Linked DNA regions of Homo sapiens: region 2 is linked to region 1. Evidence: chromatin loops called from intact Hi-C (ENCODE). Cell type or tissue: endothelial cell of umbilical vein. All regions are shown on one strand. Links, peaks and the distances in the headings refer to the core of each region. The heading gives the core; the rest is flanking DNA.

Region 1 (16,464 bases), core at 5,193-13,192:
TTTGTCACATTGGTTTCACTATATTCTCCCTTCATTCCCCTTTTGATCTGTTGTCATCAAAGTATAAAATAAAGTCCATATTCTTGGGTATATTCCAGTACTGTTTTATTTATTGTGTTGCTCAAATTGTTTCAAATTTGGCAATCGGACATTGTTTCAGTTAGTTCCTATGTCTTTTTTCTATGTGTTTTAAGCATGTCCTCACTTTGAACACTGGCACTACAAGATGTTCTAGGCTCATCTTTTATATTTTCATTCCCCAACTTAGAATCAGTCTTTTCTTCATGGAGCTGTAGGGCTTTTTTCCTTTTTTTCTTTCTTTCTTTTCATTCCTTCTTTTCTTTCTTCCTTCCCTTTTCTCTCTCTCTTTCTTTCTTGCCTTCCCTCCCTCCTTCCTTCCCCTTCCTTCCTTCCTTCCCTCTTTCTCCCCTTCCCCTTCACCTTCCCTTCCTTCTTTCATATATATGGCAGGGAAAAATACAAATATGGCAGGGAAGAACATATATATATATATATATATATATATATATATATATATATATATATATTCATATAGCAGGAAAAATATATATTTTCCCTTTTTTTTGTAAATTGTTTGCAAAATTTCTTCCATTATTACTCTGGTTCTAATACTTCTAAAACACATAATTAAACATTTACTTTTCTGTCAACATCTAGAATTTTCAATATCTATACCATAGTCCAAATGCAAATTTTAATGAGCTTTTGGTTTTCTCTTCTTTTCTTCACCCATCACAATTATAAAAATGGACTTACCTGAAGTTAATTTGAGAAAGTTATTTACACATATTTAATGGCTATATAATAAAAATTTAACTTCTTTGTTTACCTTGCCTCTCTTTTCATCCTTTTGGATTAATTCTTGCTGGGGTTCCTCTGGTACTTTGCTTTCACTCTTGAAAGTTATATTATCTGTACATAGAATTTCATTTTAATGTCACTTACATCATTGATACACTCATTTTAATGTATTCCTTTATGCATTAAGAGTTGTGAGCAATAATTTAGGCCTCAGTCAGTTTCTTATTCTTTTGTAGTTAATCTACATCATCTGCCACACATATTATTCACGGGTCTTTTAGGGTTAATTTTTTTTCTTTGATGCTTTACCTTTTTACTGAGATATATTTAGGTGTGGATTTGGAAAACACATTATATAGCTATACATTAAATATGATTAATTTACAGGCTTTTATCTTTTTATTGTTTATGACTATATATATTCATTTATTTAGATACGTTTATGTAGTAGAGTTGTCTCTTCTTTCTCCATTTTGTTCTTTTGAATCTTATATTAACAAACCTCTGTATTAAGGATAAACTTTAAAAAAATTTTAGAAAGATATGGAACCAACCTAAGTGCCCATCAACCAACGAATGGATAAAGAAAATATGGCATATATACACTATGGAATACTACTCAGCCATAAAAAGGAATGAAATAATGTCTTTTGCAGCAACTTGGATGGATCTGGAGGCCTTTATTCTAAATGAAGTAACTCAAGAGTGAAAAACTAAATACCATATGTTCTCACTAATAAGTGGGAGCTAAACTGTGAGGACACAAAGACATACAGACTGATATAATGAACTTGGGGACTGGTTGAGGGGGCAGTTTTTAGGGGGTGAGTGATAAAAACCTATAGGTACAGTGTACACTGCTTGGGTGATGGGTGCACTAAAATATCTGAATTCATCTCAAAAGAACTCATCAAAATAAGTTTTGGGGTAACCTGTACACCAAAAACTACTGACATAAAAATACAAAAATTTTTAGATTAATAACATACAATAAAATGGACAAAGCATAATTGTGCAGTTTGATGAGTGTGACAAATATTTAACACCTGCATAACTAACATTCTAGTCAAAACATCAGAGATATTTAGCATTCCCAAAAGTCTCCTGTGTCCCTTTCCAGGTGATCTCCCTTTTGCCCAGAGGCAGCCACTGTTTTGATCCATAGTTAGTTTTGCCTGCTTCTGAGTTTCATATGAATAAAATCATATAATGTATCCTCATTTGTGTATGTTTTATTTCTCTCAACATAATATTTTTGAGTTTCATCTGTTTTGTGCTGTGCACCAATAGTTCCCTTTTATTACTGATTGGTAATCAGAAATTCGTACTGTATGAATATAATACAACGTACTTACCCATTTTCTCCTGATTAACATTTGGATTGTTTCCAGTTTATGATATTTGATGATTGCTGCAATATGTCTATTATGAAAATTGCAAAAAAAATTGTTTTGTACAAATCTTTTTGAGGACATGCAGTTCAGTTTTCTTGGGTAGGCAGTTCAGAATAAACTTTCAGGGTCATAAATTAGGTATAAATTTGTGTAAAAAACTATTACACTTGGGCCGGGCGCAGTGGTGCACGCCTGTAATCCCAGCACTTTGGGAGGCCGAGGCAGGCAGCTCACGAGGTCAGAAGATCGAGACCATCCTGGCTTAAACGATGAAACCCCATCTCCACTAAAAATACAAAAAATTAGCCGGGCGGGCGTTGTGGTGGGCGCCTGTAGTCCCAGCTATTCAGGAGGCTGAGGCAGGAGAACGGCGTGAACCCGGGAGGCAGAGCTTGCAGTGAGCTGAGATCGCGCCACTGCACTCTAGCCTGGGTTACAGAGCGAGACTCTGTCCCAAAAAAACAAACAAACAAAAAAACAAAAAACAAAAAAAAGAATACTAAACTTTTCTAAAGCAGTTGTACTATTTTTAACATCCATCCGCAATAAGAATTCTACTTACTCACATCTTCACCAACATTTGAATTTATAATCTTTTAAATTTTGTGTATATAGTGGTTATCTCACTGTGGTTTTGATTTACCTTCCCTTGATGAGTAATGTTGAGCATCATTTTATGTGCTTACTGACTATTTTTATACATATATATATATTTGTAATGTATCTCAAATATTTTGCCCATTTTTATTGGCACATTTATCTTTTAATTACTTATAGACATCGTTTATATATCCTCCATACAGATCCTTTTTCAAATAATTTTGCCAATATTTTTTCCTGATTGATGACTTACAATTCTTTTTCATTTTCTTAATGTTATGAGTAATGAGAAATTTTTTGTTTTTATGAGATCATGAATTTTTTCTTTATAGTTGCCACTTTTTGTATTCTAAGAAGTCTTTCCTACTATAAAGTTGTAAAAATGTTTCTGTATTAACTTCAAAGAAACTGATTAGTCTTGATATTAGGGCTTATAATCCAGATGTTATTTTTTGCATATAGTGTGAGATGGGAATTGAGGTGTTTTATTTTTCTCCACAGATATTCAATTGTTTCAGAGTCATTGTTGAAAAGATGTTTCTTTTCCCATTGCATTATAATGGTGCATATGTATGTGTATATCTGGTTTTATTCTGTTCCATTTATCTGTTTGTTTATTCTTATGCCAATCCTGTACTCTTAATTACTGTAGTTTTATAGTAAGCCTCACAATTAGGTAGTGTAGGCCCTCCAAATTTGTCCTTGTTTTCAAGATGTTTAAGGCACATGCTTTTCAGTTGATGATTGTGATGAAAGCAATTTCTTTTAGAATATTTCTGAAAATATGAATTGTATTGATTCTAAAGTTCTACCTGTTTTCTCTACTTACTCTGTTTTCAGGACAGGCACTTAGGAACACTTGCTCTAGTGCACATGAGAGAGATCTTTTTTGGAGGTGAGATGCAACCAGTGGTTTCCATTTGGGAGCACCCCACCCTCTTTCTCATCCTCTTTATCAGTCTAGCTTTTCTGAGAGGCAAAAACGCTGCCATACTCCATTTTCTCTGAAATTGGCGTTTCCTCAGAGTGTGATGCTTTCGGATTCAGATTTGTTCCTGGGAGAGAAGAGGTCTTTGAACTTCGGCTCAGGTGGAAATCCTTGTTTCTCTGGGCTTCTGCTGTCATTGGAGAACAGACGGTCATTGTTGTACTTGAAGGAGGATGTTCAGGGCTTATATCACCTTACCTCTCCTGGCCCACTAAAAGAGGAAGGAGGTTTGTTTCCTTTCAGGTATGCCCAGGACTGAAGAGTCTTCCTAGGATGTGGGAATTTCAGTTTCCAAACCAGGAAAACAGGCAAACTAGGACCAATTGCTCACCCTACCCAGGTGTGGTACCAGGTACTGTAGAGACAGCATAACCTGCCTGGTCACCTCCCCTTATTTGAATGTTTATTATAACTAAATAATACATAATTTATATAATATATTTATTATTAGTTAACTATAGCCTTCCTTTTATTATTAATATAATTCTGTATTAATCCGTATGCATAGAGCAGGGAAAACAAATAGAAATAGTGGCAAAAGTATTTATGTACTTAATATTAAACATGACTTTCATAATTTAGCATTTCATTCCTGATAGGGTTAAGGATCACTGACAATCCAAGGTGCTTCTGAAAGAGCCAAGTTAGATGAAGAAACTGGAATTATGTGTCTTGAGCCGAATGCACCTTAATAGCTACACAGCCGTGAAATCTGGAAAGGCAGAGCTGCCGTATTTCTTGGGACTTATAAACCAACAAACGTCCTTCCTGTGTGTTGCCTCTTTCTCCCCTTTCCTTCTGTAGCCACTCTTCTATTCTTTATTTTTAATTTATTATTTTAACTTTTATTTTAGGTTCAGGGGTAAATGAGAAGGTTTGTTATATAGGTAAACTTATGTCATGGGGGGTTGTGTACAGATTATTTCATCACCCAGGTATTAAGCCTAGTACCCAGTTATTTTTTCTGTCCCTCTCTTTTCTTCCACCCTCCACCCTCTAGCAGGCCCCAGTGTCTGTTGTTTCCCTCTTTGTGTCCATGAGTTCTCATCTTGTAGCTCTCACTTGTAAGTGAGAACATTCAATATTTGGTTTTCTGTTCCTGCATTAGTTTGCTAAGGATAATGGTCTCCGGCTCCATTCATATTCCCACAAAAGACATGATCTCATTCTTTTATATCTCTGCATAGTATTCCATGGTGTACATGTACCACATTTTCTTTATCTAATCTGTCATTGAGCATTTAGGTTTGATTCCATGTCATTGCTATTGTGAATAGTGCTACAATGAACATTCACGTGCATGTGTCTTTATGGTGGAATAATTTATATTCCTCTGGGTATATACCTAGTAATGGAATTGTTGGATTGAATGGTAGTTCTGTTTTTATCTCTTTGAGGAATTGCCACACTGCTTTCCACAATGGTTGAACTAATTTACACTCTAACCAACAATGTGTAAGGCTTCTCCTTTCTCCACAACCTCACCAGCAACTGTTTTTTTTTAAACTTTTTAATAATATCCATTCTGGTGTGAGACGATATTTCATTGTAGTTTTCATTTGCATTCCTCTAATGATCAGTGATATTGAGCTTTTTTTCATATGCTTGTTAACAGCATGTATGTCTTCCTTTGAGAAGTGTCTGTTCATGTCCTTGCCCACTTTTTAAAGGAGTTGTTTTTTTTCTTGTGTGTTTGTTTAAGTTCCTTATAGATGCTGGGTATTAGACCAGTTTCAGATGCATAGTTTGCAATTATTTTCTCTGTAGGTTGTCTGCTTACTCTTTTGATAGTTTCTTTTGCTGTGCAGAACTTCTTTAGTTCAATTAGGTCTACTTGTCCATTTTTTTGTTGTTGTTGCAATTGCTTTTGGAGATTTTGTCATGAAATCTTTGCCCTTTCCTATGTCCAGGATGGTATTGCCTAGGTTGTCTTCCAGGGTTTTTATAGTTTTAAATTTTACATTTAAGTCTTTAATTCATCTTGAATTAATTTTTGTATATGATGTTTTTCCATTTGTTTGTGTCATCTCTGATTTATTTGAACAGTGTTTTGTAATTCTCATCTTAGAGATCTTTCACATTCCTGTTTAGCTGTATTTCTAGGTATTGTATTCTTTTGGTGGCAATTGTGAATGGCATTGCATTCCTCATTTGGGTCTCTGTAGCCTTTCTTCTTTCCTTTCTTCCTCTCCCTCTCCCTTTCTCCATCTCTCACTATTTTCTTCCACGTCTTTCCATTCTTCTTCTGTTCCTTCTTTCTCTGTGTCCTTTATTTTGAGAGTCTACAGGGAAAAGTAATTCCCAGAGAAGCTGTACTTGTGGCTGTTACTAACATCCCAAAAATAATATTGAAGGGTCTTTCACATGAAAAGAGTCTCCATAAGCTATATCTGTTAAGCTAAAGAAATTTTAAAAAATCAGCAATGCGTTTTTCTACTGATCTCTGATTCTATTGACAAAGAGTTTTGGCTCCTCAGAGCTTCCTGCTCCAGAGCAAGGCGCAAGCCTGGCTCACCAGACTTGCAGGGTTTTTGCATCCTGATACCCTATCATTAATTCTCTTTTTCTCTCCTTCACTCTCCTTTCTTTTTCATGTGGCTGGCATTTGCTTTTCTCCATACTAGGAAAATAACTATGTAGGAACACAGAAATCTACTCTACAGAGATGCCAAGAGATAACCTAATGCTCCTTCATATGTTGTGGAGAAATATCTATCTCCTTTCACCTCTGCACCGAAACCTCTTCCCTTGTCTGGGTTGTCTAAATTCTCAGGACAAGTACCACAGGACAAAGCAGTCTCCTTATTAATAGAGACACCCATCTTTTTAAAGGATTCAGAAATTTGTGGCAACTATGGAGATCCTTTTGGTTTATTACTGGGGATCACTTGTTTTAGTAACTTTTTGGTTTTGCTTGTAAGTATTTGCTTTCTTTCATTTCCCCATTCATCTCTTTTCTTTCCCTGAGGGTAGTCATTGCCTGAAACTTTGATGTCTTGGAATATATGGACATTTCACTTCTACTTCCTCAGAGGTAGGCTGATTTCCACATGCTTCTCTCTGTGTCTAAGTATTTGAGAGGAATTGAGAAATGAGTCATGAGCCTGATTAGATTCAAAAGGAGGAGGTATAGATAACACCTCACTACTCGATGAGTGCCAAAATATTTTTGGACATATTTTAAGACCGTCATTGGGACTTTAATCACAGTCCCAGAGGAGAGGAAGACCCAGACTGAAGGGGATTGCAGGGTGAGTAGAAGGTGAGAGGCACCAATTAAACACAGATTAATTTTATAATTAAAGTTAATAAAAAAAACTTAAAAATTTGAATAAAAAGACACTGAGAATATAAACAGATTTCAGTCCCTCAAAATTGGCACAGCTGATTTGAGTCTGCATTTGGAAACCATAACTGCACATTCAGCCTTTGAGTCAAGTATCTCAAAATATCTTCCAAGTAGTAAGATATTTTGAGTAAGATTTGTTTTTTAAATTGAGTTTCCAACTCCTAGTGCAGTAAGTGGAAATGATTAGCACACCTATTTAACACATGGGGCACAAAGAGGGTAAATAAATGTCTATGGCTTCTTAGTGAGGTTCTGACAGTGTCAAAAATAAAAGCAATACTTGTGATTAGTCTGTTTGGTCCTTCTATGTGAAGAGACATGCACATGAAAAGCAATCAAATCGTGCTTTCATAGAGTATTGTTCTAATTTCTTCAACAATTTTTGATTTTTTTTCTAACTTTAAGTTCTGTTTTACTTTAATAATAACCTTCAAAATTTATATGTACAAAATATGCATTTCACATATATTTATATATCATTGAAACTATGTGTTGACATAGCTATAAATATTCAGCTAATACCATATATTGAAAGAATAAGCAGAATTTTGCAACATAATAAATCCATCAATATCTTTTAGACTCAGCAATTATTTTTCTTTTTCATTATTTAGTTAAAGCTCCCAAACCTCCGTTAAATAAGCATTTTAAAAATGTATTTGTCATAAAATTTATCACAAATTGATTTTGGAGAACTAGAAGGTAGGTATCAAAGGTGAGCCTGAATTGCTTGCATTGTGCCTGGAAGGGTGCTGCTAGCTCACCAAGAGTTACAAAAAAAGAAAATTAGATTTAAAAAAATGTTTAAATGATATGCAAATGGCAAGTATCATTTAGCTGTAAAATATGTAAGCCCAAAACCTATCCTTATTGCTGTGAGCTTAAAGAGCAATGTCTTTCCCAAAAATTAGTTTTAAAGAGATTTCTCAGTGTCTTAGGGTGAAAACAATATTTGGAAGCAGTGAGGTAGATGAGATTAACTGAATTATTATTTAATATATATGATTTAAACTCAAATTTTGAAGCATGACTCACATCATTTTATTAACTAAGTGACTAAACCAGACTTAACACTTTGTTATGCCACTGAATAGTGGATGTTTTGGAACTTAAGAAGGGAGAAAGAATATCTGTGTCAGAGGTTGGAGTGTTCCTAGGGAAAGAATAACTCAGATTTCTACTCATTTTGCTCTTAGCAGATATGCTTTAAGATTCTCTTTAAGCAAGGTAAATAGAGGAAACTGAGTTAGCTATTTTAAAGAAGTTTAAAAAGGCCAGAAGGAAATCAGTTTTCACAGGTAAAATAGCAAACCGTGGTTTCCACTGTTAATATTCACTCCTTATCTTATTTTCCCCCTGTATTTCTTGATTAGGAGAAAAGCTATTTAAAATGCTGAAGAACTTTATAAACTCACTTCTACCAGTTACACAAGATCGTGGTTAAGGTGACACACAGCACCGACAAGAATGGCTAATTATGTCAAATTATAGCTTTTAAAATGCCAAATGAGACCTCATTTCAGATTAGGTCCTGTTCAGACCTCAGCTGGATTTCTAGTAGAAAACCTACCGTTTAAATTAGGTTGGAAATTTTAACTAGGGAAGGAAGAAACAGATTTCTGCAAAAGGACATGAATTAATGTCAGATATATGGTATAATCTCTTACATGGTCCATCTCCAACTGTAACCATTTATAGACTCTAAGAAATAACTGCAGAATCATTATGTAAAAAGGGTTGTTTTTATTCCTGTACCCAGGGGTTCAGTTTTCCTCAAAACTTTATCTAACACTAAGTTTAGTATCTTATAGATACATACTGTTTCAAGTTAGTTATTGCTATGAAACAGAACACTTCAAGACCTAGTGCCTTAAAACAAGATTTATTTATTATTTCTCAAAATCTATGGTACAACTGGGCAGTTCTGTTATCTAGGCTGGGCTTGGCCGATATCAACAGGCCTCAGTCCCGTGACTGCAGTGATCAGCTGGGGGCTGGCCAGTCTAGGAGGGCCTCAGCTGGGGTACTTGGCTCTGTTGGGTCCATCTAGTGGTAAACCCAAGTTTTTCTGATGCTTGTGGCAAGATTCCCAGAGAGATTGTGAATCTGTGCAAGGTCTCTTGAAGCCTGGGCCTGGAGATGGCATCTGGTGATTTCTGCTGCTTCTATTAGCCAACGCATGTCACAAGGCTAGCCAAATTTAAGGGGGGCAGAAAGAGAATCCACATCTTGATAGGAAGAGATGCAAAATCACATTTCAAGGAATGTATAGACAGGGAGAGGTGGAGAATTGGGGTCATTTTCCCCCTAATCTTCCAAAATATTCTCTTTTAAAAAATCAAATTGCCCACTATCATGTAAAGCCTTTGCATGCATTCTTTATTTTTTTTTCCCAGCAAGACATGCACCTATTCTTTCCACAATTTCTTCCACAATGTGTATTTTTTTCACAAATACCTTCAAATACTTGCTCTTATTCCTAAAAAAAAAAAAGTGATTATCAGCCTGAGCCCTCCACTTTTTATTGCCATCATTTTCAAGTTGCACAAACACTCTCTTGAATATGATGAACATTCATTTGACATTCCTAAGCAGGCTTACATTAATTTTAGTTCCCCACTGAATTTCAAACAGGAGCCTCCACATTGACATTAAAAATATTAACATCTGCAGTGGCACTGCAATCTGCTGAGGCGTGGATTGTTGCTCTGACTCGCCACATCTTTCCACTTGTTCTTTTTTTAGAAAGAGCAAAGCAGAGGGATTTGGCAGGGCTATTCAAACTGCCACTCAGAGCAGCTCTAGAGAAGGAAGGCTAGCCTGGACCCTATTGCGTTCTAGTTGGCAGCAAATCCTTCATTCAAGGTCTTTCTGTGGAAAGGCAATGCTGGCTTGTCCCCTCACCCACACTGACGTCTGTCCTGTGTGTCAGAGATAACTTTCCAGCCATGAAATGGCAGCTACTATTAATTTTACGAAGGCTTCTAAAACAGCTTTTCTTTAATCTGTTCTTTTGCCCCAAGTGAGATTTTTTCCCTCTTTGTTGTTTACAATAATGCAGTCAGTGAAAAGAAGCCAAGCTTCTGATTTAGGTGTGGTGGGATAAATTTGTTCAAAATATGTTTAAAAAATTGAGTCTTTTGTGCCCTTTGTGGACAAGGCAAACTATAATAGGGAGAACTTCCTTCTGAAGCTCTTTTCCACCCCTTTCAGCCTTGCTTATTTTTATCATGTCTCATCACCATTATTACCCATTATATTTATATCTGTGTTTAGCAGGCAGATTTGCTTGGTGTCTATAAAGGTGTAATGAGCAATTTGGGTTAATGATTTTCTGCAGCTGCTCAAAACAGTTGGTACTAACGTCATCGTTTATGCCTTCCAAAAGAAATTCAAGCAAGGCATCAGATGTGCACCAAATTGGCTTTGCCTGTTGAATGGAGGAAGTAGAAGCATAGACAGTGGTGGGATGTGTGTGAAATAACAATTCATGCATCTTTCATTTCCTAGTTGGATGAATGCTAGCAGGGAGCCTCTCTCATAAAAGAATCTTTGGCCTTGGGAGAAAAATCTGGGTTCAATATTTCTACTCAGCAGCATATGAGCTATGTGACCTTGAGCAATTAGTTTAACTTTCCTGAGACTCAGTTCCCTTCTCAGTGAAACTGGGAATATGGAATATCTCCTAGAATGGTTTCAGCATTAATTGACGGAAGTGTGTAAAGCATAGTGTACAGCAGCACATAGGGGTTGTTACTGGGATAAATTTTTAGAGGTGTTTTCGTTAGTTTATGTGCCCAAATGCAAATCAGGAAATCTCTCCACATATATTGACAGCAAGTTATCTTTTAAAAGATCTCTCTTACTGATGTTAGTTCACACTTTGAGTTTTCCCCCTTCTCAATTCCTGGTCCCTCCCAGGATAAATGCAGCATAACTTAATGACTATTTTACATTGTGTGGGTTATCTTCATATATTAGGAATCCAATACTTGACAGAAAAGTAATTTAAATTTGGCAGCCTGCAGACACACATAGAAACAATTCTGGATAAAATCTTGAAAGAGATGTTGATGCTGAATATCCTCCCAGCCTTGACCACCTCTCTCCAATCTACTCATGATGAGTGTGAATTCTTCAATACCCTCTTATTCAATACCTGTTCCCGTCTTTATGATAATCTGTATTCTGAACTCCACTTGATTTCCTCGTGTCGTAACTTGATCTGTGCACTTCCCAATGGTAGAAACTATGCCTACCCATCTCTAATTGACATCTGTAATCCAGAGCCAAGCATATATTGGACCCATAATCACTACTTCTTAAATGGGTAGACATGACTGTGAGCAGATTGCCAATCTGCCCAGCTAATTGGAGCTAAAGGGTTAATTAGTGTAAATGATTTCATGGATTGTGTATCCCAGTCTTCAGATTTGCCTTCTGGCTGTCACCTTACAATGTCATAATCTGTGGAAGTGGCAGATGGTAGGAAAGCTTTGTAACCCTGGGGTGGGCCTTGTGGGTGGGTGAGGTGGGCAGGTATTTCTGGACATGTAACCTTGATAGGCTGTTCTCAGTTTTGTGAAAGCTGAAGGCACACACGCGTACTTCTTAGATTGAAGAAATAGAAATTATTGTCCCCTACTATCACCCAAAATGCTTAGAACATTTTAATTCCACAGTTTCATAAATGCTATGAAAACTAATGACAAATATTTACTGAGTCCCATCTTGGCAGACAGTGGTGAAAGGGCACAGCATATGCAATTTTATTTAATCCTAATAAACAATCCTTTATGCAGGTTCAATTTTTAATTTCTCCTTTGTGTGTGGGGAAAACAAGATACAAAGAGATTAATAAATTGCATACAAAGTTACAGTAAGTAAATGGAAGAGCCAGGAATCAAATCCAAATATTTTGGTTCCAGGTTACATGTTGTTAACTATCACACTCTAATGGATAAGAGCACAGAAAAATCTGCATATTTTCAGATAACGTTAAGCTAAACATTTCCTGGAAACTTGGAGGGGACAACAGTGTGATTAATAAGTTGTTGTAGGTCTTTATGGCAACAGTGGGAAATATAGTTACACCATAAGAATTGAGAATGCACACATATACTTTCATGTAGAAAAAACCTGGAATTACTAAGGGCAGTTCCCAGAGACAGTGTCTCTGGCTTCTGTAGGGCAAGAATGTCAGGATATACATACAAATATGTTTGGGGTATAGTGTAAGTATTTTCAATAGGCAATTGGGAGAAGAGTTTTCACCATGAGACAAACTGGCGACATCCTCATGAAAGTAGAGAGCTTGACAAGGATACATACCTAAATAAAACGCCCACCCTAGACCCTAAGGATGTGGGTGAGAGAGTTCTCTCAGTTAGGATAAAGATTCCCCTGAAGAAGTAATTCTTGGTCCAATGTGGCTCCCACATAAATGATTAACAGGGCCCTCGATTTTCTTGCCAGCGGGTATTACTACAAAGACTTTAACACGGAAGACAATTTCAGTTATTACGACTGCTATCAAATCTCTCACAATTTCTGTGGGTCAGTAATTCAGGAGTGGCTCAGCTGTGCAGTTCTAGTGTAAAGTTTGTAATGAGGTTACAATCAGACTATGGTCAGGACTGAGGTCATTTCACTTATTCCCTCTGGTGTCTCGTGTTGGGATTGGAAAGACAAACAGCTGGAGGCTAGATGGTGGAGTGGTAATGAGATGGAGCAGGGACTCCTTAGCAGAGACCCCTGCTGGCACCCTCCCCCCCAACACACACCCCACCCAAAGCATAGAAATAAAAGAAAATCTTGAATTCCTTCAAGGGAAATTTCAGGCCCTTAGCTAGCCCTCAGAGGTAAATGAGTAACTTGATAAGCAAGAACGTAATAGTAGCTTAAAACAATAGTCAAGGATGTTAGAGTCATGAGATGTTTGGTTCCTGATAGAAACTAAAGATAATATGTTAACATATGTCCCTGAGTTGCTTTTCAGAAACCCAGACCCCCACCAAATGAATCCACTGGCATGTAGACTTCACATAAGGGGGACTTGAGTACTGAACTCTAACTGTTGCTCTTTGTTCTAATTTTTTTCCTGAAGGGCATGGAGGAAGTCACGTCCCTGGGCCAGACCCAATGTTCTTTTCTGCTGACCTCAAACCTTTAGAAAGCTTCCCTTCCTTAACCAATGGCAAATCAGAAAATCTTGAATCTCCCTGTGACCTGTAAGCTCTCGCTTCAAGATATCTTGCCTTTTTAAAGTCCAAACCAATGTGTAACCTCCATGTGTTGATTTACAATTTTGCCTGAGACTTCTGCTTTCCTGAAATTTACCTCTGCCTTTAAAAACTCTTGCTTGCAAGCCATCAGGGAGATGAAGTCTTAAGTGAGAGCTGCCTGATGCCCCTTGCTTGGTGTCCTGTAAATAAAGTCCTCCATTCTTCTACTGCAAAACCTCCATGTGGATGTTTGGCCTTACTGCACAGGGTGAGTAGATCCCAGTTCAATTTGGTGACAGTAGGTCCAATTTGAACCAACTCACAAGGTCTAATTATTAAACATTCAGGAATTTTGTGAGATGAGCTTTCAATTGTTGAAGCTTGAAATTGACCATGCACATAAGCAAATGCTACAAATGAAGGCTTCTTTTTTCCCTCAGAAAGCTGTTTTATCTACTCATCACTAGGACTAGAATATTAGATGTTCCTTGGGCATCTCTATCTTTATGTGGTTTCTCCATGTAATATCTCCAGGATGGTGGGTTCAGTGTAGCTGGACTTCTTTTACACACCCTCCAGATTCAAGAAGAGAGAATACGGACTCCGCCTCTCAATGGGGGAGTGTTGATGTCACATTGTAAGGATTAGCATGTGAATAGGAATGCTTGTTGAAGCTACCTTGGCAAAGACAACCCTCACAAAGACTTTTTCCATTTTTCTCTTTTTTTACTGTTTTATGGTTATACAATTAATGCTTATTGTAATAAATTATATAAGAAGTTAAAAATCACCTGCCTTCACCATGAAATAAGTAGCATTATTGTTTTGATAACAATCCATTTGCAAATCTCTTTGTGAATACATATATACATAATTTTGAAGGAATGAGGTTAAGTCATAAACATTGTTTTAATGTTTAGTGTCATAGGAACTATTCTACAGTTTTCTCTTTGGTTTCTTCTTCTTCTTTTTTCCTCCCTCCCTTATTTGTGCCTTGCTTATCACACTTACAATATGCCAAAAAAATCTCTAAATCAAATGATAAAGGCTCTGTTAGTTTCCCAATGCTGCTACAACAAATTAAGCTTAAAGCAACAAAAATGTATTCTTGCACAGTTGTAGAGGCCAGAAATCTGAAATCAACATCACTGAGCTGAAATCAAGGTGTAGTTAGAGCTGTGCTCCCTCTGGAGGCTCTAGGGGAGAAAGAATCTGTTGCTTGCTCCTTCCAGCTTCTTGTGTATACTTGCATTCCTTGGCTTGTGGCTGCATTACTCCAATCTCTGCCTTCATAGTCACATTGCCTCTTCTGTTTTTATCAAATCTCCCTCTGCCTCTCTCTTGTAAGAAAACATGTGATTGCATGTAGGGCCTACCAGGATAATCCAGTATGATCTCCTCATCTTGAGATCCTTATCTTAATCACGTATGCAAAGTTTTCCCATAAAAAGTTTTATATATAGGTTTTAGGTATTAGGACCTGATATCAAGTGGCCATTATCCATTCCACTACAAAGGCCTAACTTACTCTTTTTAATTATTTCTTAATATTATACAATATAGAAGTTACAATTAATTCAACAATGTCCCAAATAATGGCCATTTATTTTTATTGCCTAAAACATTTTTAAAACTTTATAAGTTATAAGAACAATAAAAAATTATCCTTAACTTTGCTTCCATTGCCTTTCCAAAGTACAACTAATTGTATATCCATTCATAATTTCCATGTATATACAGGTGAATATGTGTATATATATGTATGCATATCACTTTTATACAAAGAGGAAAAGTCATACATGTATTTTTGTTAGTTTTTAAATGTATTTATTTTACTAATCTTGGAAATTTTTTCCTATCTGCATATATAAATCATATAGATCCACCATAATCACCATAACCAGTTTCCTATTAATGAGTATTTAGGTTGTTTCACTATTTTTCAATTATAAACATTGCTGCAATAAATACTTAAATATGTGTATCTTTACACTCTGTATCCTTAAAATAAATTTTTAGCAGTGGAAATGTTAGACTAAGTGATATCTATCAACATTTTAATGTTGATAGATATTACTAATTTTCCTTTCAAAAAGTTACACTAATAAGGAAAATGTTAAAGCTATTTTTAATAGTCATATAGCTTTAGCGCGAGTAAAATGTGATTCTGCCCATAGCTGTTGTAGATGCTTCAGAGTAGACATTAAAGAGACACTCAAGGCTGGGCGTGGTGGCTCATGCCTGTAATCCCAGCACTTTGGGAGGCCAAGGCAGGTGGATCACGAGGTCACGAGATCAAGACCATCCTGGCTAACACGGTGAAACCCCGTCTCTACTAAAAAAAAAAAAATACAAAAAAGTTAGCTGGGCATGGTGGTGGGCGCCTGTAGTCCCAGCTACTCGGGAGGCTGAGGTAGGAGAATGGCGTGAACCTGGGAGGCAGAGCTTGCAGTGAGCCGAAATCATGCCACTGCACTCCAGCCTGGACAACAGAGTGAAACTCCGTCTCAAAAAAAAAAAAAAAAAAAAAAAGAGTCACTCAAGAATTTGTAAGAGCTCTCTAAGCAGAGAATGTAGTAAGGAGGGTATTTGATGGAGAGGGAATAGGAGGAACAAAAGAACAAAGATATGGAAATATGTGAGGCCTTCAGGGAACAACTTTTTGATTGTAAAGAGGAAAATGAAGTATTAATAAGAGATATTACTATCTTAATTACATTTAGTAAATACTTGATAAGCACATGGCTAGAAGCCCTAAGCTTCCATTAGATTTAAGTTTCTTAGGACAAGTGAAGCCAGCTGCTGCAACAAACATTCCCTAATATTAGTGGCTTAACCAAATAACAGCTTACTTATTTCTCTTATTGTCAAGGTGTAGGAGGGAAGGTTTGCTCTATCCAGTCCTTCAGGGATCCAGCATTCTTTCATGCTGGGGCTCCACCATCTCTAACCTGTAGTATCAAGGTTGCTCTGGTGTCATTTTGTTGTCTAGTCAGCAGATGGGTCAAGGAAGAGGGAACATGATAAAGCCCATTCACCTTTAGCTGCCTTATTAATTTTTCCTGCATAATGAGTTATGCCAGAGTT
Region 2 (16,464 bases), core at 3,006-11,005, 150 kb before region 1:
CTCTTTATGTTGAGCCTATGAGTGTCCTTGCATGTAAGATGGATCTCTTGAAGACATCATACAGTTGGGTCTTGCTTCATTATTCACTTGACACTCTGCCTTTTAAGTGGGGTGTATGGTCCATTTATATTCAAGGTTAATATTGATATTGGTGGATTTGATCCTGTTACCATACTGTTAGCTGGCTGTTATGTACACTTGACTGTGTAGTTGCTTTATAGTGTTAATGGTCTATGTACTTAATTGTGTTTTTGTGGTGGCCTGTAATGGTCTTCTGTTATCATGTTTAGCACTCCCTTAAGCACCTTTTCTCAGGCCAGTTTGGTGGTAATAAATTGCCTTACCATGTTCTTGTCTAAAAAGGATTTTATCTCTCCTTTTCTCATGAAACTTGGTTTGGCTGGATAGGTTTTGTTCCTTTTTTTAAATACTTTTTTCTTCATTTTGGTCTGAGTTGTTTCGAAGAACTGGTCATCAAGCTCTGAGATTCTTTTTTTCCTCAGACTAGTATACTCTGCTGTTCATACTTCCAATTGTGTTATAAAAAATATGCAATGCTTTACAAATTTGCATGTCATCCTCACACAGGGGCCATGCTGACCTTCTCTGTATTTTTCCAATGTTATTAATAGTATATGTGCTGCTAAGGTGGGTACTACATTCTTTTTCACAGCTATGTAGTATTCCATGCACCATATTTTCATTTTCTAATCCACTGTTCATGGACACCTAGGTTGGATCCGTATATTTGCTATTGTGAGTAGTGCTGCAGTGAACATACAAGTATAAGTGTCTTTTTGGTAGAATGATTTATTTTCCTTTTGGTATATACCCAGTAATGGGATTGCTGGGTCAAATGGTAATTCTATTTTAAGTTCTTTGAGAAAATTTCAAACTGCTTTCCATAATGGATGCACTAGTTTATATTTCCACAGTATATAAGCATTTCCCTTTCTCCACAACCTTGCCAGCATCTGTTATTTTTTGACTTTTCAGTAATAGCCATTCTGACTAGTGTAACTCATTGTGGTTTTGATTCCCATTTCTTTGATGATTAGTGATATTCATATGTGTGTCAGTCATCTGCATATCTTCTTTTGAGAAATGTCTGTTCATGCCCTTTGCCCATTTTTATTAGGGTTATTAATCTTTTGCTTGTTGTATTGTTTAAGTTCCTTATGGATTCTGGAAATTAGACCTTTGTCAGATGCAATGTTTGCAAATATTTTATCCCATTCTGTAGGTTGTCTGTTTTCTCTGTTGATAGTTTCTTTTGCTGTGCATAAGCTCTTTAGTTTAATTAGATCCCACTTGTCAATTTTTGTTTTCATTACAACTGCTTTTGAGGACTTAATCATAAATTCTTTGCTAAGTCGAATGTCCAGAATGGTATTTTGTAAGTTTTCTTCTAGGATTTTTACAGTTTGAGGTCTTCCATTTAAATCTTTAATCAATCTTAATTAATTTTTGTATATGGTGAAAGGTAGGGATCCAGTTTCATTCTTTTGCATATGGCTAGGCAGTTATCTCAGTACCATTTATTGGACAGGGAATCCTTTTTTCATTGTTTATTTTTGACAGCTTTGCTGAATATCACATGGCTGTATGTGTGTGGCTTTATTTCTGGTTTCTCTATTCTCTTCCTTTGGTCTATATGTCAGTTTTTGTACCAATATTATGTTGCTTTGGTTACTGTAGGCTTATAGTACAGTATAGTTTAAATTCAGGTAATGTGATGAATCTGGGTTTGTTCTTTTTGTGTAGGATTGCATTGGCTATTTGACCTCTTTTTTTGGTTCCGTATGAATTTTAGAATATTTATTTCTAATTATTTGAAAATTGATGTTGTTTAATAGGGATATTGTTAAGTTTGTAGATTGCTTTGGGCAGTATGGCCATTTTAGCAATGTTGATTCTTCCAATTCATAAGTGTGGAAGGTTTTTCCATTTGTTTATATCATCTCTGATTTCTTTCAGCAATGTTTTTAAATTCCCATTGTAGAGATCCTATTTGGTTAGGTGTATTTCTAGATATTTTATTATTTTTTGGTGGCTAGTATAAATATAATTGCATTCTTAATTTGGCTGTCAGCTTGAATGTTATTGGTGTATAGAAATGCTGCTGATTTTTGTACGTTGATTTTGTATCCTGGAACTTTACTGAAGTTGTTTATCAGTTCCAGAAGCCTTTTGGCAGTCTTTAGGATTTTCTAGGTATAGGATTATATCATCAATGAAGAGAGATAGTTTGACTTTTTCTTTTCTTATTTGGATGCTTTTTTTCTAGTGCGTGATTGCTCTTGCTATCACTTACAGTGCTATGTTGAATAGGAATGGTGAGAGAGGACATCCTTTTCTTCTGCCAGTTCTCAAGGGGGAAATCTTCCAGCTTTTCCTACTCAGTATGATGTTGACTAAGGTTTTGTCATAGATGGCTGTTATTATTTTGAGTTATGTTCCTTCATTGCTTAGTTTGTTGAGAATTATCATGAAAATATATTAGCTTTTATTGAAAACATTTTATGTATCTATTGGGATGATTGTATGGTTTTTGTTTTTAGTTTTGTGTATATGGTGAATCACATTTATTGATTTGCTTATGTTGAACCAACTTCATATGCAAGAAATAAGGCCTACTTCATTACGGTGAATTAACTTTTTGACGTGCTGCTGGATTCTATTTGCTAGTATTTTGTGGAGGATTTTTGTATCTATATTCATCATGAATATTGGTCTATAGTTTTCTTTTTGTATTGTGTCTTTGCCAGATTTTGCTATCAGGGTAATTCTGGCTTCACAGAATTAGTTAGGGTGGAGTCCCTCCTTCACAATTCTTTAGAACAGTTTCAGCAATATTCTTACCAGCGCTTCTTTGTATGTCTCTATATTTTGGCTGTGAATCCATCTCGTCAAGGGCTTTATTATTTTTGGTAGGTTTTTTATTACTGATTTAATTTCTGAAGTCAATGTTGATATGTTCGGGGTTTCAAGTTCTTTTCAATTCAGTCTTTGCAGGTTGTGTGTTTCCAGGAATTTGTCCATTTCCTCTAGATTTTCTAATTTGTGTGGACAGAGGTGTTCATAATAGTTTCTGAGGATCCTTTATATTTCTGTGAGATCAGTCGTTATTTCTGATTCTGCATGTTTGGGTTTTCTCTCATTTTTTCTGTGTTAATCTAGCTAATGGTTAATTGATCTTGTTTATTTATTCTTTCAGAGAACCCACTTTTGCTTTATTTGATCCTTTGTATGAATTTTTGCCTTTCAATTTTGTTCAGTCTTGCTCCAATTATAGTTATTTGTTTTCTTCTGCTAGCTTTGGGGTTACTTTGTTCTTGTTTTTCAAATTGCTCTAGATCTAGTATTAGATTGTTAAATTGAGGTCTTTCTAACTTCTTGATGTAGGTGTGTTTGCTACTTTTTAGATGTCTATTAGGTCCAATTGCGCAAGTGTTTAATTTAGGTCCAGAGTTTCCTTGTCAGTTTTCTGCCGCAATGATCTGTCCAATTCTGTCAGTGGAATGTTGAAATTCCACACTATTATTATGTGGCTGTGTAAATACTTTTGAAGGTCTAAAAGTACTTGTTTTATGAATCTGGGTCATCCAACGTTTGGTGCATATATATTTAGAATTGTTAAGTCTTCTTGTTGTATCGAATCCTTTATCATTATATATTACATTTCTTTATCTTTTTTTACTCTTGGTTTAAAGTCTGTTTTGGCTGATATAAGAATGGTGACCCCTGATCTTTTTTTATTTTCTGTTTCCATAATAGGACTATGTACGTAAATTTATTTTTGTGGTAGCAAGTATCTTTCTTTCATTTCCGTGTTTAGAACTGCCTTAAGAATCTCTTATGAGGCTGGCGTAGTGGTAATGAATCCCCTTAGCATTCGCTTGTCTGAAAAATATTTTATTTCTCCTTCTCTTTTGAAGCTTATTTTCGGGAGAAATGAAATTCTTGGTTAGAATTTCTTTTCCTTAGGGATGCTGAAAATAGGCCTCTAGTCTCTTCTGGCTGTCAGGTTTCTGCTGAAAAGATCATTGTTAGTCTGATGGGGTTTGCTTTGTATGCGATCTGACCATTTTCTCTAGCTGCCTTTAAGATTTTTTCTTTAGCTTTGACCTTGGACAGTCTGGTATCTATATGCCTTTGTGATGTTTGTTTTGCATTGTATATCACAGGTATTCTCTTAATTTCTTGTGTTTGGATGTCTATCTCTATAGCAAGATAAAATAAATTTTCTTGAATTATTGCCTTAAATATGTTTTCCAGTTTGTTTACTTTTTCTCCTTCTCTCACAGGTATGCCAGTAAGTCTTAAGTTTCATTGTTTTAAAATTTTCAAAAAAATTTTGACTGAATGTGCTAGTTTGAAGAACCAGTTCAAGCTCTGAGTTTTTTCAGTTCCAGAAGCTCTGATGCATTTCTTTTTAAGATGCGTCTCTCTTCCTTCTTTTCCTGAATTGTTGAGAAGTTTCTCTGTGTTGATTTTTAACTGTCTTGGATCTCATTAAGCTTTCTTGCAATCCATGCTTCACATTTTCTGTCATTTTTGAGTTTTCATTTTCTTTAGGGACCACTGCTGCAGAGCTGATGTGATTCTTTGGTGGTGTCACAATATTCAGGTTTTTCATGATGACAGAACTCTTGCCCTTTTTCCTTGTCATCTCGAGACACTGGCACTTCCAATTTATGTAATTATTTTCATGTGTCTTTCTTTCCTTTTTTTGTCTTTCACTTTTCCTCTTTGCCTATGGGGTGTGACTGTAGAGAGTGTTGGGTAGAGTCTTCTGGCTTTGCTTCTACAGTCCTATGCACTTCTGTCAGCAGGTTTTATATTGGACTGTGCAGTTTGACCTATAGGTCAGTAGATGGCGCTTACAGATAAGAACTGGCTATGGCCAATGTGGATGAGTATATACTGGATCTTTTTTTACTGGGAGACTCTGTTGAGAGCCAGCCTCAGGCAATGGGCTGATCCGTGAAGTGAACAGTGGCCTGAGCTCCCTGATAAACCCTGTAGGAAAGGATGAAGATAGGCAGGGCCAGATTAGGTAAGCCTGCCTACAGGTTCCCTGATGGCAGGCACAAGCACCAGCACCAAGAAGGAGATCCAGTGAGTGGCCACCAAGTTTTCAGAAGTGGGCATAGGCATGGAGCTGGGGAAATCTCTGGCTTCAAGTCTCTGCATGAGGGTGGGGCAGCCTAAACTCCTGTTGCAGAAGAATGGGTGTTCCAGATGTCTGGAGATCTTCCTGGGCGTGGAGCATAGAGGGTCCTGCTGCACCACAATCTCTGCACAGGAAGGGTGGGGAGATTCAGGCTGCTAATCCACGTGAGCAGGTGCTCCAATGCTGGAGATATGCCTGGGCATGGAGCAAGGAGGTCCTCACTTCACTATAGTCTCTGCGAAGTGGAGTTCAGACTGCTGATCCAGGTGGGTGGGTGCTCTGAATGCCAAGAGCTTCTTAGCAGACTTTATTACTTTCAGACAGTATAATTACTGTCAGAAATACTATAAATGGCAGGGCATGCTGTGTATTGTGATTCCAGGTGGTGCCTTTTATATGATAGTCTAATTTAGTCTCTATGTTAACGGAATCCCAGGAGTTGTACAGGGCCCTGCTTTCCCAAACTTATATGGCAGCCTTCACACTGTTGAGGTCACTGTGGCCATGATGTTACTTCCAGCTTTCCCATAATTAACTGCTTCCTGCTCCAGGCTCTTTTGTATTTACTGATGTTTTCTAGAGCCACTTTATTCCTATGACTTATTTAGAATCCAGTGTTTGTTCACCACTAAAAATACTCTGTCTTTATGACCAAGAAGAGTAAATGTTGGACAGCAGTGTTAGATATGATGATCACACTGTTTATTTTTGAAGTGTTTGGAGACAAACCTTGATGGAGGCAGAACGAAGAGTAAAAATAATTTGGCCTAAGGATTGCTAACTGTGTAACCTTGGGCAAGATGCTTAAACTCTTTAGAGCCCTTAATTATGTTATATGCAGAATGGAGATAATAATGTATTTGCTTTTCTTTTGGTGAAGATTAAATGAGATAATAGATGTAAAGTGTTTGAATCAGGGTCTAACACTTATTAGCAGTATGTATTAGTTGCTCAAAAGTTATAAGTTGTCTTCTTATCATCCTTTTTATCTTGATTGTTGAAGTTTTTAAGTTTGATACATTAAAGATTTCATGTCTTTTTTGGGTATATTAAGTCTTTTATCATAATGTCATGTTCCTTTCTGTACTTAGTAATTTTTTTTCTTTTCTCTGAAGTCTACTTTATCTGCTATTCATATAGCTATATAGCTTTTTTGTGATTGTTTTCATGGTATATATATTTTTCTTCTATTTACTTTTTACCTACTTATATCAGTATATTTGAAATGAATTTCTTGTAGACAGCAGATAGCTGAGTCATTTTGAACTATATTCTGATAATTTTTTTAATATAAAGCATTTATATTTTAATTGGTGTCTTTAAGCCCTTCATATTTAATGTAATTTTTGATGTCTGGATTTAAGGCTGCCACTTTATTGTTTTGTTTGTCTTGTTTTTGTTTCTCTCTTTCTCTTTTCTTACCTTTCTGTGGGTTACTGAAATAATTTTTAGTGTTACATTTTTCCTTATCTGTAGTGTGCATATATTTCTTTGTATATGTTTTAAAAATATTTTTCTTAGTGATTGCTCTAGATATTACCCTATATTCCAATTTAAAGTTGCACTAAATTATATACATAAAGCTCAAATCAGCCTACTCCAAATCTGCTTCACATTTTCCTCCCATCCTACTGGGCCGTGGGGAGAGATAAGTATACATTCAGTGATATGTATAAGCCTTCTCAAGTAAGTGTGTAAATTATATAATTGAGTGTGTATTTTAAACTAGAAAAATAATGTGTCATTGTAAAAATAAAGGGTAACTCCTTCTTATTTGCCGTTTCCCATTCTTTTTGATACTTATCTATACATATAATCATATGAAAATCCTTCTTTTTTTATTTTTTGCAGACAGGGTGTCATTCTGTCACCCAGGCTGGAGTGCAGTGGCGCAGTCCCGGCTCACTGCAACCTCTGCCTCCTGGATTCAAGCGATTCTCCTGCCTCAGCCTCCCAAGTAGCTAGGATTACTGGCGTGTGCCACCAAGCCAGCTAATTTTTTTTTTTTTTTTTTTTTTTGAGACGGAGTCTCGCCCTGTCACTGGTCTGGAGTGCAGTGGCACGATCTCGGCTCACTGTAACCTCCACCTCCTTGGTTCAAGCGATTCTTTTGCCTCAGCCTCCCAAGTAGCTGGGACTACAGGTGCACGCCACCATGCCCAGCTAATTTTTTTATTTTTAGTAGAGGTGAGGTTTTGCCATGTTGGCCAGGATGGTCTCGATCTCTTGACCTTGTGATCTGCCTGCCTGAGCCTCCCAAAGTGCTGGGATTACAGGTGTGGGCCACCACGTCCAGCCTAAGTAAAATTTTTTATTTGATTTATTTTCAGTGTTCAAGAGCCGGGGCACTGGCAGATTTCATGACCAAATATTAGAACCATGACAACTCAGGAAACCAAGTCTATTTCCTCTTAAGTACCACCTATTTAGAGTCAGAAGGAACCTCCGCTGAATTTTGTAGGAATTATTTCCTTGCTTTAAAAAATACTGTCACAACTTTTTGTGCCTTAGTAAACAAAATAGTCCATTTTTTGCCTGTTTTTGAACTATATACAAATGAAAACATACGTTTATTTTGTATTTTGATGGTTTTGCTCAGTATTATAGCTATGAAATTCATTCATGTGGTTTTGAGTAGATATAAATCAATAGGAAAAAGATACATAGCTCAATAGGAAAATTGGAAAAATACTTAAATGGACATTTCAAAAAGAAGGAAATTCATTGGTTAAAAGTTATATTTAAAAATATACCACCTCATTTGTAATCAGGAACATGCAAATGAAAACTACTATGTAATACATCCACCAGATTAAAAAAAATGGAGCAACACTATGTGTGAGGATGAAAAGCAGTAAGAATTTTTTTTGTGTGTGTGTGGGTAAATTGTGTAATTTCATAGGAAGACTGTCATGTTTACTGTCTGTCCTCTGTGTGGGAGCATCTGTGTGCAGACACAAGCACAGCAGTAGCAGGACTTGTGAAGCCTGTGGCCATGTACTTACCCCTTTCTCTAAGGAAGATGTAAGGACTTCAAAATAAGCTCATTTTATTATTGTTATTATTATGCTTTAAGTTCTGGGATACATGTGCAGAATGCACAGGCTTGTTACATAGGTATACACATGCCATGGTGGTTTGCTGCACCCATTAACCTGTCATCTACATTAGGTATTAAGAGCAGTAAGAATTTTTATATACTACTGATACGTGCAAAATTCAGTACAACCGTTTTGGAAAATCCCCCTGGCATAATGCTGGGTAATATACCAGAAATTCCTCTCTTCTGTATATAATATAGAAACACTGGGGTATATGTAAATCAAGATTCTTGTGCAAGAATATTTGTAATAATATTTTTCACAGTTGCTCCAAATGGGAAGGAACTGGATAAATCAATTGTAGTAGATTCATAAATACAAAACCATATGGCAACAAAAATAAGCAAGCTACATCCACTTTAGATTTCTGTGAATCAAATTTATTGCTTTCTTATCCATTTCATCAGTTTTCTACTGTAGTGACATTTTGGAAACTTACTTGAACTAACATAAACTATAGAAATTTTTTATTTTGCATATTTTGAACCTGATGGTTTACCATATATATACTAACTTCTTAAATCAAGTATTTTATGGCATTTGTTTCAGCTTGAAGAACAAAGCAAAGTAGAAAAATGTAGTGCTAGGTTCATTGGCTCTCACCAGGTCAGCACAGTGCAATCCTGCCTGACATGCACTATGACCTATTTGCCTTTGCAAAAGGTCACTGGGAATTTCAGAAAACAAAATGCAGGCAGAGATCAAACTAGTAGGAAGAATTCAATGGAAAGGGAGAACACCAGCCAATTTGGCATTATGTTGAGAAGCTATACCTATACCTTTTTTTTTTTTAAACTTGTGATAGGGCATAAAAGCTGGTGAATGGGTTTTAAACTCTTAGAATCTCCCTCTCTCTTTCTTTTTCTTTCTTTCTTCTTCTTTTTTTTTTTTAACCATGAAGAGTTGAGGAGGAATGGGGATAAGGTAAGTGCTCCCTCCCTAGCCCCCCAAAATCCTGGTGGAGCACTAAGCATTCTACAGCTGGTTTATACTTAGAAGATTTCATGCAAAGCTTATGGAAAGTAACCTGATATTACACCACAGCTTTCTTCAACATCAGTCTGCAACTGTTCCAACAGCAGTGCATGTTTTCAGGGATGATTTTATGTAACTAGGCATTGCTGTCTGGCAAAGCTCTGACATGATGCCTCCTCAAGTTAGTTCTAACTAATTAGTGTTAGAGATAGTAATAGGAGCAATTTGCTCACCTGCTTTTGATAACATTTGCCAAGTTTTCTAGGCATAAGTACCAGACTTAAATGGCAGCATACCAGGATTATAGGCATATTGGAGAATTTCAATTATATTTCCAAGGGAGAATTTGGCTTTCAAACTCAAGCTTCCATTTGTCTCAAAGTATAAAATCACTGCACTGCATAGTAAATTTGTTGTAGTGCCTTTTGAAACGGAGGAAATTCAGACTATTAAATGAAGATTCACAGAAGTGTCTACTAAGTGATGCCCCAATAACTGTCTGCCTGATTTTATACCCTCTCCTTTGCTTGATCCAAGGTCCACTCCTCAGCCTGCTTGACTGAGACATCTGTAGCTAATCTGAGTTCACTTAGCACTCCCCTTCTGGAGTGGAGGGTTTAACATTAGTTTACCAAGTCTGATCTTAACACTTGTGGATAAGTCTCCTGCAATATGGACCAAGGTTATTTAGGTCCTGAGTGCTTGCTCAGTGTTGGATTTTAGGTCACCATATCCTCATCAGTCACTGGGTCTTCACTTTTCCCATCTGTAAAATGAAGAAATGGGACTACATGGCTCTTACATCTAGATTGGTTAACTTAGACCTGAGCTTGTTTTTGGACATGAGGCTTTTTCTTTCTTTCTTTCTTTTTTTTGATAGAGTTTCACTCTTGTCGCCCAGGCTGGAGTGCAATGGCACAATCTCGGCTCGGCACAATCTCGGCTCAGTGCAATCTTGGCTCAGTGCAATCTTGGCTCACTGCAACCTCTGCCTCCGGGTTCAAGGAATTCTCCTGCGGCAGCCTCCTGAGTAGCTGGGATTACAGGCATGCACCACCGTGCCCAGCTAATTTTGTATTTTTAGTAGAGACAGGGTCTCTCCATGTTGGTCAGGCTGGTCTTGAACTCCCGACCTCAGGTGATCTGCTGGCCTCGGCCTCCCAAAGCGCTGGGATTACAGGCCTGAGCCACCGTGCCCGGCCCTGACATGAGGCTCTTTACTCCTGTCTTTACGACGCTAAGTTCTTCCATTCAGACTGAGACTCCTCAGTCTGGAAAAATACTCTAAAGAGCAAAATCCCCTAATATTCTGCCTTATCTTGGTGAAACATTTCATTTCATAAAGATCTAGCAAGTCTTGCATTAGAGTATATCCTGAATATTCACAAAGACAGCTAACACGGACAACAGTTTAAAATGTTACTTTATATTTTTAAGATTGGGAGTTCCTAACTTTAGGCCCATGGACTGTGAAATTTGTGTCTGTGTATATGTGTATGCACACATTTTTAAATTGTCTTTTGGAAAAGAGTGTCTGGTGCTTTTGTCAGTGTCTTTACTGAAAGACTTGAGAACCTCTGAATTGAGGTGTGAGTTTTTTGCATATTAGAAAGGCAAACGTTTAGACACAGTTTCTAAATTTAGTTAATGAACTGTATATTGAGCATATGGAGGCATATGTTAAGCAAAAATCTTCCTACTTTCTTTTCAAACTTCAGTATTTTAATTTTAATGTAGCAAATATTTTCATGATTGAATTTATTTCCCATCAATATTGGTTTCTATCTCCACTCCATTTTCCTTCCCGGCCTTACCTCTTTCTTTCTCTTCCCCATTGTTTCTTTGACCTTCTTTATTCTTTTCTTCTTATTGTATTCCCTCTCTCTCCTCCCTATCCAGTTTTCTTTTCTATATCTCTTGTCTCAAATGGTTTTACAGCAGAAATGACACGTTCTTCACTATTGTATTCTCAGTCCCCAGGAGACTTCCTGGTATACAGTATTATGCCATTTAGTAAATAAATATATGAGTGAGGCATCCACAATGGATGCTGTTCTTATTCTATCAATTATGAGACAATCAGATTGAATCTAGGAGAGTGTTGCAAGTGTTTTTCAAGAAGGGTTCTGAGTGATCTGTGGATCAAGAAAGTAAGATTTGCTAAAAGTCTTTCCACATATGAGAAAATCCCCTGGGTTTTGAGATGTTTATTTTGGTAGGCAGTTTCCAAGATGGCCTCTAATGGCTTCTGCCTGGTATTCACACCCTTTTGAACCCCTTCCCATTGTATCTAATGGTCTCTGTCTAAAAGTCACACCCTGTTGTGACCCCTTCCCATTGTATCAGCATCAGACTATGTGACCAATAGTGTATAGGAGAATGATGGTATGTCATTTCTGCAATAAGTAACTAATACAGTTGTTGAATGACATGTTTGGGTGGTGACAGACAAGTTAATGATCTGATATTAGCTCATAAAGCTGAAGAACATCTACTTTTGCTTTTGCTGATTAATACTCAGGTTGGGGCAGTCACAAATCTTACAACTATGTTATGACCTTGAGGAAATAACTTTCCTCTTTGGAATTTCATTTTATCATATGTATAATGAAAAACATAGACATTCTAATACTATGTAATTTTTCTAGTATAGTGTATGTGGAATTTATTAGTTTTTTGGTTGAAAACCTGAATTACTGGAAAAAAGGAGCACCTTCTTTAATAGATATTACATTCATTGATGTTGACTCTGAATTTTAAGTTTGGATTAATGTGCTTTGAGAACTTCATATTGAGAGTCTGATATCTTTTGCTGATATTTTTGACGGGTGAAATTATTTTGTTTAAAACAGTAAAGAAAAGAGGGGAAAAAAGAAAAATGGCATAGGGTTGTTCACACCATTTTATGAGATTATGTGGCATGACTTTTAAATTTTTTTAAATTTCAGTAGGATTTTGGGGAACAGGTGGTATTTGGTTACATGAATAAGTTCTTTAGTGGTGACTTCTGTGATTTTGGTGCACCCATAATGCAAGCAGTGTACACTGTACCCAATGTGTAGTCTTTTATTCCTCACCCTACTCCCACCCTTTCCCTGAGTTCCCAAAGTCCAGTGTATCATTCTTATACCTTTGCATCCTTATAGCTTAGCTCCCACATGAGTGAGACTATACAATGTTTGGTTTTCCATTTCTGAGTTACTTCATTTAGAATAATAGTCTCCAATTTTATCCAGTTTGCTGCAAATGCCATTATTTCTTTTGCTGTGCAGAAGCTTTTTGGTTTAATTAAGTCCCATCTATTTATCTTTGTTTGTTACATTTGCTTTTGGTTTCTTGATCATGAAGTCTTTGCCTAAGCCAGTGTCTAAAAGGGTTTTTCCAATGTTATCTTCTAGAATTTTTATGGTTTCAGGTCTCAGATTTAAGTTTTTGATCCATCTTTCGTTGATTTTTGTTGCATAAGGTGAGAGATGAAGATCAAGATTCCTTCTTTGTGTGGCTTGCCAATTATCTCAGCACCATTTGTTGAATAGGGTATCATTTTCCCACTTTATGTTTCTGTTTGTTTTGCCAAAGATCAGTTGGCTGTAAGTATTTGGCTTTATTTCTTGTTTTCTCCTCTATTCTGTTCCATTGGTCAATGTGCCTATTTTTATACCAGTACCATGCTGTTTTGGTAACTATAGCCTGGTACTATAGTTTGAAGTTGAGCAATGGGAGGTCTCCTTTTTTTTTTCTTTTTGCTTAGTCTTGCTTTGACTATGTGGGCTCTTTTTTGGTTCCATATGAATTTTAGGATTTTTTTCTAGCTCTGTGAAGAATGATGGTGGTATTTTGATGGGAATTGCATTGAATTTGTAGATTGCACTTGGCAGTATGGTCATTTTCACAATATTCATTCTACCCATCCCTGAGCATGGATTCTGTTTCCATTTGTTTGTGTCATCTGTGATTTCATTCAGCAATGATTTGCAGTTTTCCTTGTAGAGATTTTTGACCTCCTTCACTAGGTATATTCCTAAGTATTTTATTTTATTTTTTGCTATTGTAAAAGGGGTTGAGTTCTTGATTTGATTCTCAGCTTGTTTGCTGTTGGTGTATAGTAGAGCTACTGATTTATCTACATTAATTTTGTATCCTGAAACTTTGCTGAATTCATCTACCAGCTTTAGGAGCTTATTACATGAGTCTTTATGGTTTTCTAGGTATAAAATCATATCATAAACAAGCAGCGACAGTTTAACTTCTTTTTTGCCAATTTGATTGCCCTTTATTTCTTTCTCTTGCCTGATTGTTCTGACTAGGACTTCCAGTACTATGTTGAAAAGACGTGGTAAAAATGGGCGTCCTTGTCTTGATTCATTTCTCAGGGGTAATGCTTTCAACTTCTCCCCGTTCAGTATAATGTTGGCTGTGGGTTTGTCATAGATGGTTTTTATTACCTTAAGATATGTCCATTCTATGCCAGTTTTGCTAAGGGTTTTTACCATACAGGGATGCTGGAATTTGTTAAATGCTTTTTCTGCATCTATTGAGATGATCTTGTGATTTTTGTTTTTAATTCCGTTTATGTGGTGTATCACATTTATTAACTTGTGGATGTTAAATCATACCTGCATCCCTGGTATGAAAGCCACTTGATCATGGTGGATTATCTTTTTGGTATGCTGTTGGATTCGGTTAGCTAGTATTTTGTGCTCTTTCAGACTTTTTGATGTAGACATTTAATACTATGAACTTTCCTCTTAGCATTGCTTTTGCTGTATCCCAGAGGTTTTGATAGGTTGTGTCATCATTATCATTCAATTCAAAGAATTTTTAAATTTCCATCTTGATTTCATTGTTTTCTCAATGAATATTCAGGAGCAGGTTATTTAATTTCCATGTATTTGCTTGGTTTTGAGGATTCCTTTTGGAGTTAATTTCCAATTTTATTCTACTGTGGTCTGAAAGAGTACTTGATATAATTTTGATTTTTCTTAAATTTACTGAGACTTGTTTTGTGCCCCATCATATGGTCTATCTTGGAGAATGCCCCATGTGCTGATGAATAGACTGTATAATCTTCAGTCGTTGAGTAGAATGTTCTGTAAATATCTGTTAGGTCAATTTGTTGTAGGGTATAGTTTAAAAAAGTCCATTGTTTCTTTGTTGACTTTCTACCTTGATGACCTGTCTAGTGCTGTCAGTGGAGTATTAAATTCTCCCACTATTATTCTGTTGCCATCTATCTCATTTCTTAGATCCAGTAGTAATTGCTTTATAAACTTGGGAGCTCCACTGTTGATGCATATATATTTAGAATTGCGATATTTTACTGTTGGACTAGTCCTTTTATTATTATATAATGTCCTTCTTTTTCTCTTTTAAAGTGTTGTTGCTTTAAAGTTTGTTTTGTCTGATATAAGAATAGTTACTCCTGCTCACTTTTGGTGTCCATTTGCGTGGAATATCTTTTTCTACCCCTTCGCCTTAAGTTTATGTGAGTCCTTATGTATTAGGTGGGTGTCCTGAATACAGTAGAAACTTGGTTGATGAATTCTTATCTATCCTGCCATTCTGTATCATTTAAGTGGAGCATGTAGGCTATTTACATTCAACATTAGTATTGAGATATGAGGTACTAGTCTATTCATCATGCTATTTGTTGCTTGAATACTATTTTTTAATTGTGTTATTGTTATATAGGTCCTGTGAGATTTATCCTTTGAGGAAGTTCTATTTTGGTGTATTTTGAGGATTTGTTTCAAAATTTAGAATCTTTTAGCCATTCTTGTAATGCCAACTTGATAGTGGTGAATTCTCTCAGCATTTGTTTGTCTCAAAAAGACTGTATCTTATCTTCACTTATGAAGCTTAGTTTTGCTAGATACAAAATTTTTGCTGATCATTGTTTTGTTTAAAGGGGCTAAAAATAGGACCCCAAACCATTCTAGCTTGTAGGGTTTCTGCTGAGAAATCTGCTGTTACTCTGATAGGTTTTCCTTTATAGGTTACCTGGTGCTTTTGCTCATAGCTCTTAAGAATCTTTCCTTTGTCGTTACTTTAGATAACTTGATGACTATATGCCTAGGTGATATTCTTTCTGTAGTGAATTTCCCAGGTGTTCTTTGAGCTTCTTGTATTTGGATATCTACATCTCTAGCAGGGCCAGAGAAGTTTTCCTTGATTATTCCCTCAAATATGGTTTCTAGACTTTTGGATTTCTCTTCTTCCTCAGGAACACCAATTATTCTTAGGTTTGGACACTTAACCTAGTCCCAAACTTCTTAGAAGCTTTGTTCATTTTGTAATTTCTTTTTTCTTTGTCTTTGATGAATTTGATTAATTCAAAAGCCTCATCTTCAAGCTCTGAAGTTTTTTCTTCTGCTTGTCCAGTTATAGTCCTGAGACTTTCCAGTGCATTTTGCATTTTTCTAAGTATGTCCTTGATTTCAAGAAGTTGTGATAGTTTTTTATTTATGCTCTCTATTTCACTGAAGAATTTTTCTTTCATATCCTGTGTCATGTTTTTGATTTCTTTAAGTTGGAGTTCACCTTTCTCTGGTGCCTCCTTGATTAGCTTAATACTTGACTTTCTGAATTCTTTTTCTGGCAGTTCAGAGATTTCATCTTGGTTTGGATCCATTGCTGGTGAGCTGGTGTGATCTTTAATAGTGTTTAATAATCTTGTTTTTTCATATTACCAGAATTGCTTTCCTAGTTCCTTCTTATTTGGGTAGACTATATCAGAGGGAAGATCTGGGACTCAAGGGCTGCTGTTCAGATTCTTTTGTCCCACATAGTATTCCCTTGATATGGTGTTCTCCCCCTTCCCCTAGGGATGGGGCTTTCTGGGAGCTGAACTGCAGCAGTTGTTTTTGCTCTTCTGAGTCTAACCACCCAGCAGAGCTACTGGGCCCTGGGCTGGTACTGGGGAGTGTCTGCAAAGAGTCCTGTGATGTGATCCATCTTCAGGTCTTTCAGCCATAGATACCAGCACCTGCTCCAGTGGGGGCAGAAGGGGAGTGAAGTGGACTCTGTGAGGGACCTTGGTTGTATTTTTGTTTAGTGCACTGGTTTTGTTTTGGTTGGCCTACAGCCAGGAGGTGGGACTTTCAGGAGTGCATCAGCTATGGTATTATAGGGATGAAGCAAACTTGCCCTAGGCTTGCCTGGTTATATATTCAGGTTTCTTAGGCAGTGGGCAGGGCCATAGAACTTCCAAGA

What was found. Peaks named below come from ENCODE experiments on the same cell type or tissue, not always from the same donor. Only the 100,000 strongest peaks of a DNase experiment are listed, where the experiment ranks them.
Region 2: a loop joins it to region 1, with 15 times the contacts of the local background. A loop is called at or near these places in 4 of 110 quality-filtered maps.

Annotation. Positions count from the first base shown.
Region 1 is chr3:20,659,410-20,675,873 of GRCh38, forward strand. No RefSeq gene overlaps it. Among named protein-coding and RNA genes, the nearest start is that of SGO1, 480 kb to the left of the region's middle. RefSeq lists an enhancer at 9,633-9,802. In endothelial cell of umbilical vein, for the core only: no CTCF peak of the experiment used is centred there; a DNase peak (open chromatin) is centred at 9,182.
Region 2 is chr3:20,507,101-20,523,564 of GRCh38, forward strand. It overlaps the pseudogene RNU6-815P. Among named protein-coding and RNA genes, the nearest start is that of SGO1, 330 kb to the left of the region's middle. In endothelial cell of umbilical vein, for the core only: a CTCF peak has its summit at 4,882 (motif pointing right); a DNase peak (open chromatin) is centred at 4,881.